2 separate regions of the Homo sapiens genome follow, and region 1 is linked to region 2. Evidence: chromatin loops called from intact Hi-C (ENCODE). Cell type or tissue: heart right ventricle. All regions are shown on one strand.

Region 1 (5,000 bases), 51 kb after region 2:
GCTAGAAAATCTGGCGATTTCTCTTGTGTCTCTTTTGTTCTTAGTTCCACGTACAATCAGTTTTCCTGTTTTGCCAATGCTAAACTCAAAATATTTCTCAAACCTATCACCTCTTCTCCGCCTCCACGGTTATTGCCCATTTCAGGTCTTTATCATCTCTCACTTGTACTCCTGTATCTGGATCGTAACTGCTCCCAGCCCATCATCTGCAAATCCATAATAATGATCACGATGAAGTCATGATGGCTAATGCATCATGGGTGCTCATCACAAGCTTTATACTATGTGTGTTTTATGTGCCTCCCCATATGTAATGCTCACTATAACCCTATGGAGTATGCATTTGGTGTTATTGTATCCACTTCACAGATGGGAAAACTGAGGCTTGCAGAGGTCAAAGAACTTGCTCAAAGTCTCATGTGTGGAATGTGGTGGAGCCAAGATTCAAATCCAGCTCTGTCCATCTCCAGAGCTTTCATTACAGAATCAATGATTTATTTGAAATCAGGGTTGCCTAGATGGTCCATTTAAAATACAAATCTTCCTGGTTTAAAGCCTAAAATAGTGTCCTATTTCCTTAGCGTATCACTCAGGACCCTCAATGGTCTTCCCTTTTGTGGTAGATTACTAGAATACTGGCCTGTGATATTATCACACCTCCCTGTGCCCACACCCTTGAGGTCTTCTCTCATATTAAGTGTGGACTTGGCCGGTGACTTGCTATGGCTAATGGGACATTTGGAAGTACAAAGCAAGAAAAGACTTGAGAGATGCTTGGGCATTGGGGTTTGCATACTCATGGATCTCTGAGAACTTTTCATCTTCATATGAAGAATCCAAGGTGAACTTTCTGGAGGATGAGAGACCATGTGAAGTCACTCAAGTCATTCTACTGGAGACCTTGGATGCATGAGCAAAGCCGTTCTAGATCTTCCATCTCTGGCCAAGCTGGCCCAGACCAAAAAGATACCCCAAATCACTCATAGGATCATAAGTAAATAAAATGGTTATTTTAAGCCACTAAGTTTTGGGGTGATTTGTTATACAGCAAAATCCAACTGATGTATCTGCTGACCCTCCTACCATCATGTCTCTCCACTCCTTGCTCACCACTTCAGTTCCTAACAATAGCACTCTGCTTGTTGGCTGTGGATCTGGCTTGCTTGCTTTTGCTCATGTTGAGCCCTCCACTGGGAATGCCCTTTCTCTCAGCCTGGTTAACTTGAACTCATCCTTTGCTACTTGGTTTATATTTTGTCTTATATTTCTTCTTTGACACTTCTCTTCTAAACTTTCCCTATGGCCCTTCACGTGGGGTTAGGTAGGTATCCTTTCTAAACATTTTCAAAATCCCTATCACCACGCTTCCAAATGTCTTGTTCATGGGTCTACTCCCCTGCTAGGATCTGGGGGTTTTGAGGACACCGCAACGCCCCCATGCTTTCTTCCCTTTTACCCCCAACCTCTAGCAGAGTGGCTGGCACTTAGCAGTAGCCAATAAAATGTGCTGAGTGACTGAGGAAATGAATGAATGAAATCAGGAGGAGGTTGTCTGTAACTAGCTAAGGGAAAGGCTCCCCAAATCAGTAGATATTAGTTGGTTTTGACACTCTTTAATTCACCTTTTGTGTATTTGTCTTATCTTATAAGATATGAACTCTGAAAGACAAATGCAGATGACTTTTAGTCAAAGGAAGTCGTGAGTAGCCAGCAAAGCAGTGTGTCAGAGACTTTAACATTTTGGGTTGGCTGACAGTATGAAGGAATGGAAGGTGCTAAATGAAACCCACAGAAAGGAAGGTCTGAGGTTGATTATTTTACTTGTTCAAGCGTTTAAAATAGAAATCGGAATCCATTTTCTAACAGGTTTCCTGTAACTGGATAGAAAAAATCTACCCAGAGATTCTTCTTTTTCCTTTTTCCATCCCAAACCTCCTAGCACCATCGTAAAACTCACCCTGAGACAGAGTTGATAAACTGACAGATAGTATCAAATGTCAGCCAGGGCTTCGTTTCCATCCTGAGGCTCTTGGGAACAGCATATGAACAGATTGTTCCTGCCAGAGTATCTCATTATTTTAAGCAAATTGCATTTCTCATTGACTATGTTGAAAGGTTGTACGCTAGTTATAATTACCGGTTTTACTTAATTTCCTTTTATAAATAGGTCGGTACTCCACACTTGAAAGTAGTATGTTGATTACGGATTTTTTTTTTTGTCTTTTGGCCTCAGGGACTGTTTAGTGTAGAAACTGCTGACTGAGTGAATTTAATGAAACAAATACATATCCAATTACAAGAGGATATGTGTGTGTATGTGGGGGTGTGTGTGTGAACACACATAGACTCCCAGGTAGCAAACACACACTATGCCAGGATAATATGCCTTACACTGAGTGCAGGAGAGACTTTGGGTTCTAAATACACATGGAATGAGGCACAGCAGAGCTACTGGTGACAAAGCCTCTCTTGGCGGTGGACGCTGAGTGGCTGGGAACTGAATTGCCACAGATTCCCATTCATGGAAAATCTTTGTTCTAATCAAAGTCAGTTTCCTTAAAAAGTGCAAACGTCTTAACAGAGAAGGGAAACAGATCAAACCTCCATTTCTACAGTAATTTTTAATAAAATATACATTGGTTTTTCCTGATTATAAAAGTAACACAGTTTGTCACAACACTTACAAAATAAAGAAATCTAAAGGAGAAAAGAATAAACGTTACCTTTAATCCCACCACCAAGAGATAAACATTCAGTATTTCACATCTTTCTTTAAATGTATACATCTATATGTATGTATACATATATACTTACTATATGCCCAACTTTGTGTTTTGTTTTTCCCACTAGTATTAATGTACTGAAAGCATATACCCATGTTATCTACATTTGTAAATGTAACTTTTGATATTATTCCATAGAGTGGATACACTGTTACACCTTTAACCATCCCATTATTAAATGTTTCATTAAAAAATCATTTTTGATATTATAAATAACGCAATATTGAATGTTCCCATAATTAATTTTCTATATATCTTCTCTTTCCTTTTAATGAATTAAATGAAATTTCTAGGTTATGGGGTTTGAGCTCTTTTATGTCTTAACATAGATGACGAAATCACTTTTTTTAGATATATTCTATCAGTTTATGGTCACTCAATGGTAATAGGAGTATATGTTTTATATTCTCGTGAACACCAGGAATTAAATGTTTGAAAATATCATCAATGTGATAAGTGAGAAGGTCTACTTTATTGTTTTAATTTGCATTTATTTTGTGCTTAGTAGGGATAGACAATTTTATTCATCTACCATAGCAACTTAACACATGCATTTTGCCCTGGAGGAATAGGGTTTAAAAGAATGAGACAGAGACAAATAAGTTTTGACGGACAAAGGGCAGAAAAAAAGAAATGCCCAGAGCCTAGATTTTAGCAAAAGCATCAGTTGAAGAATTTATAAAGTTTCTGACTTAACTGATGAGGGAGGGGCCAGTCCTTGGTATTTTCCACAAGCTTTGCTGGTAGATCTAACATGAAACTGAGTGGAGAACACCTGAGACAGAGCTTGGTCAGGAAGGCAGACCTGTTGGGCTGCCAAGGTGGGCTGTCCAGAGCAGTTGAGGGTGGAACACAGAGACACTGGGTACCTTCGTGGCTGGTGGTAGTAAAGGGCAGGAAAGTTATCAGAAGGGAATTAGAGGTAGAATAGCCAGTGTGATTCCGTCTTTGATTACACCACTTACTCTCAATTTGGGACTGAAAATTGTGCCTTTTATTATACAACTTACTCTCCAGTTGGGGCTGATAATTCAGTTTGTGAATTGTTCTGGTTCCTGTTTTTCTGGCTTCAGGGTGCATTTTACACATTTCCTTGCTCATAAGCACCTCTGTGAAATGTTAAAAAATAATGGCTAAAATAGAGGGCTGGGGATTATCTGTGGGTTTCAAATAGCCAATCTTTTCTTGACCCCATTGCCACAGAAAATAACAAATTAACTTTAAGATGATGTTTCTTCCCATCTCTGCACCCCAAATAGAGGGAGATTATAAAAGCCTGTGTGTGTGTGTGTGTGCATGCACATGTGTGCACTCACATGCCTGCTATGTCATACCTTAGGGCAGCACATGTTTCTATAGCCCTGGAGGCAAATAAAACCCCCAGACAGTGGCCTCACCTCTACAAGGCCATGGAAGGATTCCTGAGCACCCCGGGCAGAGACTTGAATCTACCTGTCCCAGATTTCCTGCCAGGACTGAAAAATGGGCTACTTAGAGGTAGGCACCCTAGAATCACTACTTTAGGGTTGTTTTAAGGACACTGCTCCTGGTATCTGAGGGAAGTCTAGGACCTTAGCCAGGGTTTTAGAAGCAGCATGATGTAGAGGAAAGATTATAAACCTCAGAGTCAGATAACCTGGATCCTAGCCAGCCTTTCTGCGACTCACTGTCTGAATGACGTGTGAGAATTTGCCTAATTTCTCTGGGTCTTGTGACTTTCTCATGTGAACAGTGAAGACAGTGACTCACGTCTTTTCTTGTGGGGGAAAGGATGAATTTCCATGACCCCCAGCTTGGCCAGGCACTCACCTGGTGGACTGAAATGAATCACTAAGCCCCTGTGAGTCTCATTTTCACATTCTCTCAAATGGGGTTAACAGCACCAGCCACAGCTACCTAGCTCAGACTGAGGAAAGGTGTACGAATTGGAAACAAAAATTAAAATTCTAAGTCCCCCAGCCATCTGAATGGATGTCTCCTCTCTGCCCAGGGCATTCCAAAGTTAACCTGAAAAACTAGCTGAGGCTATGATGGGAAGGGATAGTTGGATAAGCCTTATTACCATTAACATCAACACAGACCTTAAGACTGGTAGAACAAATCCTTTAACTCTGATAAGAAACATTTGCCATCTATTGTCTCTTAAGTGGGAAGCTTCATCTGCATGATAGAACCTTGGCTTCCATAAACCTGTATCTTCATCCAGACATTCCTTTC
Region 2 (5,000 bases):
CCTGAGTAGCTGGGACTACATGGGCGTGCTACCATGCCTGCCTAATTTTTCTATTTTTTGGTAGAGACTAGGTCTTACTATGTTGCCAAGGCTGGTCGCAAACTCCTAGGCTCAGGTGATCTTCCCAGCTCAGCCTCGCAAAGTGCTGGGATTATAGGCATGAACCACCGCACCCAGGCACAAATTCTTAATCACAATTGCGACAAAGGTTTAAAAGTAAATCATGAGCAGTGGCTGTCTTCTAAGGCTGGCCTATGTGAGTAGGGTGGAGTACAGAATTGCCAACAATCCAGCCAGCCCCTGAAAGTGAATGGTGCTTCTCCCTGAAACATGTATTCAACAAGGGGGGATTCCACAGAACTCAACAAGGGGGGATTCAATCTTGCCAACCAACAGCATCTCATCCCCCCTGAATAAGCAAGCTACATGGCACCCTACTGTCCTGAAAGCATCCATGTTCTTTCAAAAGAGGCCAGTATCCCCAGGAGATCATTCAGAACCCTGGCAGGATATTTTCGTTTTTGGTTTGTTTTCACAGCTGCTGGGAGAGAGGCGCTTTCTCTCAGTGTATCAGCTAAATTTTCCACACAGTGCCTTGACGTACAGTTGTCCCACTTCATCCGCCTGTCACTGAGATTTTCAATATGATGTGAAAAAGTTGAACCCCATCTGACATTTTCTAAGTCACTGCTGATTTGCTGACATTCTCCCAGTTGTCTGGGTGGCAACTGTGAACTGCTCCAAAGTGCATTTGCCAGAAGAGCCCGCTGTGTGCAAGGAAGCCCAGGACGTGGGGGGAGATACTTTAGACACTAGTGGGGCTAAAATAGGGCCTTTGTTTCATTTTTCTAGCAAACCACGTCAGAAAAGAGATCCATGGACATCCCTTGCTACACAGATGGCTGGCAGCTTCCTATACCTCGCCCAGGCTGATCCTGCCTCAGACAAAATCATGGAAGCAGATGAAGATGAGTCTATCAGCTGCTTTTGTGCCAGAGGATACTGAGTCACAGGGTTTGGTTCAGTGTGACGTGCCTGCTGGGCTCAACTGCGGTGAAAACCAGACCTGTAAGAATCAAGCTGACACTACTCTGTCTCCAGGAAGAAGCTCTGAAGTGCAAACACACACACACACACACACACACACGAACACACACTGTGCAGTTTCCTAATTGAATCTAAAATGTAAGTGCTTTGCTGTTTAAAAGGACCTTGCTATCTTGATAAGAAAAACTAATGAGATGCCCTTTCCAGAGCTGGTCACACAATAGTCCTAGTGACAAGGACCCCTATCAAGAAATAAAGCAGAAGATAAATGAGATTTTTCTAATATCCATTTCACCCACTGTTCACCAGTGTCAGGCAGTACAGATTCTATTTATCACGTGGCAGCAGACAGGAGACATGAGTCTGTAAAGAAAGCTTCAGTTGCAGCCTCATGTTTTCAGCCACAGGTAAACCTCTTTTGTCAGCTGGTAGAAAACAAAGGCAAGGCTTGGGTTTGGGGGATGCTGGGGATCCAGGACAGGATGATGTCCTTAATCTTGCATTTTTACCTTAGGGCTGTGATAACATCCAAGAAATTAACTTTTGGAAGACAGGGGAGAAACAGATTATTTCTGACTGACTAATTTAATGGGTTACGATTTATAACCCACTAAACTGTAACTGTGTCAAAGGTTCAACATGCAAATGAGAGTTAAGAAATTGCCACTTAAGACTGTCACAATTTAAAATTTTCAGAGCCTACGTTAAGACATAAAGTAAAATATTGATGTTCACTTTCAGGTTGAGGAGAAGGCTGGGTAGGTTTATAGGAAACTCCTGTTGTCCTCTTCCCTAGAAGGAACTCTATAGAGGTCAATATTTAGATGTTGTTTTATAACCTCCATTATAAATGATAGTGTTAGACTAAAGAATCAGATCTAAACCTGGGAAATATTTATAATTCTGTGGTCCAATTTTTCAAAAAATTTACCTGTATTAATCCATTCTCACATTGCTATAAGGACATACCTGAGACTGGGTAATTTATAAAGGAAAGAGGCTTAATGGATTCACAGTTCCACAAGGCTGGGGAGGCCTCACAATCATGGTAGAAGGCAAAGGTGGAGCAAAGTCACGTCTTACATGGTGGTAGGCAAGAGAGCATGTGCAGGGGAACTGCGCTTTATAGAACCATCAGATCTCGTGAGACTTACTCACCACCAAGAGAACAGCATGAGAAAAACTTGTCTCCCTGATTCAACTATCTCCAACTGGGTCCCTCCCATGATACACGGGGGTTATGGGAGCTACAATTCAAGATGAGATTTGGGTGGGGACACAGTCAAACCCTATCACTACCTTTACAAGAACTACATCATTGATGGAAACCTGACCCTGCCAAGGGTTCACTCCAGCAAAATGTTTAAATGCATGTTTGTCCTCTTCTGGCTCTGTTCAGCATGATGGGGAGTGTAGCCATGTGACAGTTAAAACATTTAAAAATATTTTACATTTCAACAGAACTTTCTTATCTGCAGAACTCAAAGGGCTGAGCCAGCTGCAACTCTCCCAACTGCTGTTTACCACAGACACAGATGAGGAATGTCCTTGTTCTCTGAGAAGAGGCTGGCTGAGAGGCAATCCATGTGGAGTGGCAACACCGGGGTCAGATGGCAGGCCAGGCCTGCAGATATCAACACACAGCCTCCACCACTGGCTGCCGGTGCAACCCAAGCAGTGGGCAGGGCTCCACCTGCACCCACTGCTGTCCACAGATCCATTGGGAAAAAGAATCATTTTGAGCCAATATCAACGTACTCTTCTGGGAACTTTTACTATTCATTCCTTTTGCTATTTTTAGGGGAAGCATGCCTGTTAAAAATAAGTGTTTTCTCTCCAAAATTCCTCCATATTTTCATATTATGAGTGCCCTGTAACATTTGCAGAGATAAGCAAGGAGGGAAGGGGGCAAGGAAAATGCAGCTATCTTCTTAGAGATTTTCTGTTTCAAAAGAGCTAAAGCACATGCATGGAAGATTCATTTGCATTTCAATAAACATTTTCTCTCTGGAGTTGCTTCAATTTTCCTCTTGCTCCTTGCTAAAAAGACAACCTCCTCGTCAGGCTGTGACATCACTGTTTAATGCAGGCAACCATGCCACACTCTGTGCCTGCTGGGTAATATAAACTTTAAGCTAACCAGCCTGGCTTTGGGACTGTGCTGGAGAAGTGATTCAGAGAGAGTATGAAGGTTGGTGTGACCTGTCTGGAATCCCTTTTGATTTACCACTACAGTGACAAACTACTGGGCAGGCAATAAATGTGTAAAGTGGGGAAGAATTTGCCTCAGATAGTAGAAAATCCAATAATCTTGGGACTATTATAAATATCCTTGCAAAAGCAAAAGGACTTGGACCTCTCTGCTCTTCATGCTATATCTGGCAAGCTTCCTGTCTTCCTTTCCCCCATGATGGCCTTGTTTTTTGAATGAATGAATGAATCCATTTCTTGACTATCTTCCACCAGGTCTTCACTCACTAGGCACTCAGAATAAGGAATAGAAACAGTGCCCTTTATCTCAAGGCTCTATGACCTAGTTTGGAAGCTTACTAGAATCAGCATAAGAGTGATATAATAGCAAAAGATGAAGAGTCCATTGTGAGAAAAAGGAGGGGGAATTAATGCAACCTAAGAGTTACCTACTTGAATTTTCGTATTTATTTTTGTCCATTTTTAAACATGATGGGGTGTGAGATGAGAAACACAAGAGCAAACTGAATTAGTCAATGATAAATTTGTTTTAAAACCTCCATAGGCTGGGCACAGTGGATCACTCCTGAAATCCCAGCACTTTGGGAGGCCGAGGCGGGCAGATTGCTTGAGGTCAGGAGTGTGAGACCAGCCTGGCCAACATGGTGAAACCTTGAAACCTTGTCTCTACTAAAAATACAAAAATTAGCTGGATGTGGTGGCGGTCTCCTGTAATCCCAGCTACTTGGGAGGCTGAGACAGGAGAATCACTTGAACCCAGGAGGCAGAAATTGCAGTGAGCAGAGACCCCACCATTGCACTCCAGCCTGGACAAGAAGAACAAAACTTTGTCTCAAAAAAACAAAAGAAAACAAAAAAAAACCTCTGTAGCAATACACCCGTAAGGGGAAGAAAAACAATACTTAGTACATTCTAGACACCATGCCAAGTAAAGAGATACACGATGAAGTTTACCTCCTGAGCACAGCCGGACAAAGTACTGCGTGATTTCCACTTTACAGACAGAGAAACAGAAACTAAGTCACGTGCTGAAGGTTGCATTAGGCAGTGGAGCCATAGAATGTAAACCTTGGTTTGCCTGTACATGACCGGAATTATTCCCACAACCGTATGCTGCCTTCTAAATAAAAATATGGTTATTGTTGTTGATGAGTGCAGACTGTGGGAAGCTGTTGAAATTTCATAGTTATCCAGAACGGTCAGTAAGTTAGGACTGACTGACATACCACATGTTCTCAACAGCATAGGTTATGCTGTTCAGAGATTTGCAAACTTTTCTTCTTCCTTAAAGACGGTTTATCATACTCATGTCATTGACTTATAGCCAGTACAGATCTCTTTGGCCCTCAAAGCCAAGCAGATGAGATGAGGTGACAGGCAATGTGGAGGGAAACAAAGATGGCCAATGGAGTTTCCATCCATTGTCATAACTGGGCCAATGCAGCCATGCGATGAAGAGCAGTGGACGATGAGAAATAAAACCAAGGATTTTGTCATGTTAAGTCACAGAAACATTTTTTCTTTCTTTCCTTTGTTCTTTTTTTGAAAATAGTATGAGAATGCTAACAAGGTGCACAGATTTATGTGTCAAATTTCATTTTAATGTCCATCCATCCATCCAACAAATATTTACTGAGTGCCTACATGCTGGTCTTAGAAATTCAGAGATACAAGAAATGATTTCTGTCCTCAAGAAACTCACAAGACTACAGAGTAGGACCACTGTGCAAACAAGCCATTAC

Evidence for each region. A loop is a pair of places that touch in the nucleus more often than their neighbours do. Peaks named below come from ENCODE experiments on the same cell type or tissue, not always from the same donor. Only the 100,000 strongest peaks of a DNase experiment are listed, where the experiment ranks them.
Region 1: a loop joins it to region 2, with 2.3 times the contacts of the local background. A loop is called at or near these places in 1 of 110 quality-filtered maps.

Annotation. Positions count from the first base shown.
Region 1 is chr10:10,589,240-10,594,239 of GRCh38, reverse strand. It overlaps a transcript of CELF2 not described here. Among named protein-coding and RNA genes, the nearest start is that of CELF2-DT, 130 kb to the right of the region's middle. RefSeq lists enhancers at 4,467-4,666, 4,628-5,000. In heart right ventricle, no CTCF peak of the experiment used is centred here; a DNase peak (open chromatin) is centred at 2,473.
Region 2 is chr10:10,640,550-10,645,549 of GRCh38, reverse strand. It overlaps a transcript of CELF2 not described here. Among named protein-coding and RNA genes, the nearest start is that of CELF2-DT, 180 kb to the right of the region's middle. In heart right ventricle, no CTCF peak of the experiment used is centred here; DNase peaks (open chromatin) are centred at 177, 839, 918 and 2,629; H3K27ac peaks cover 3,881 bases.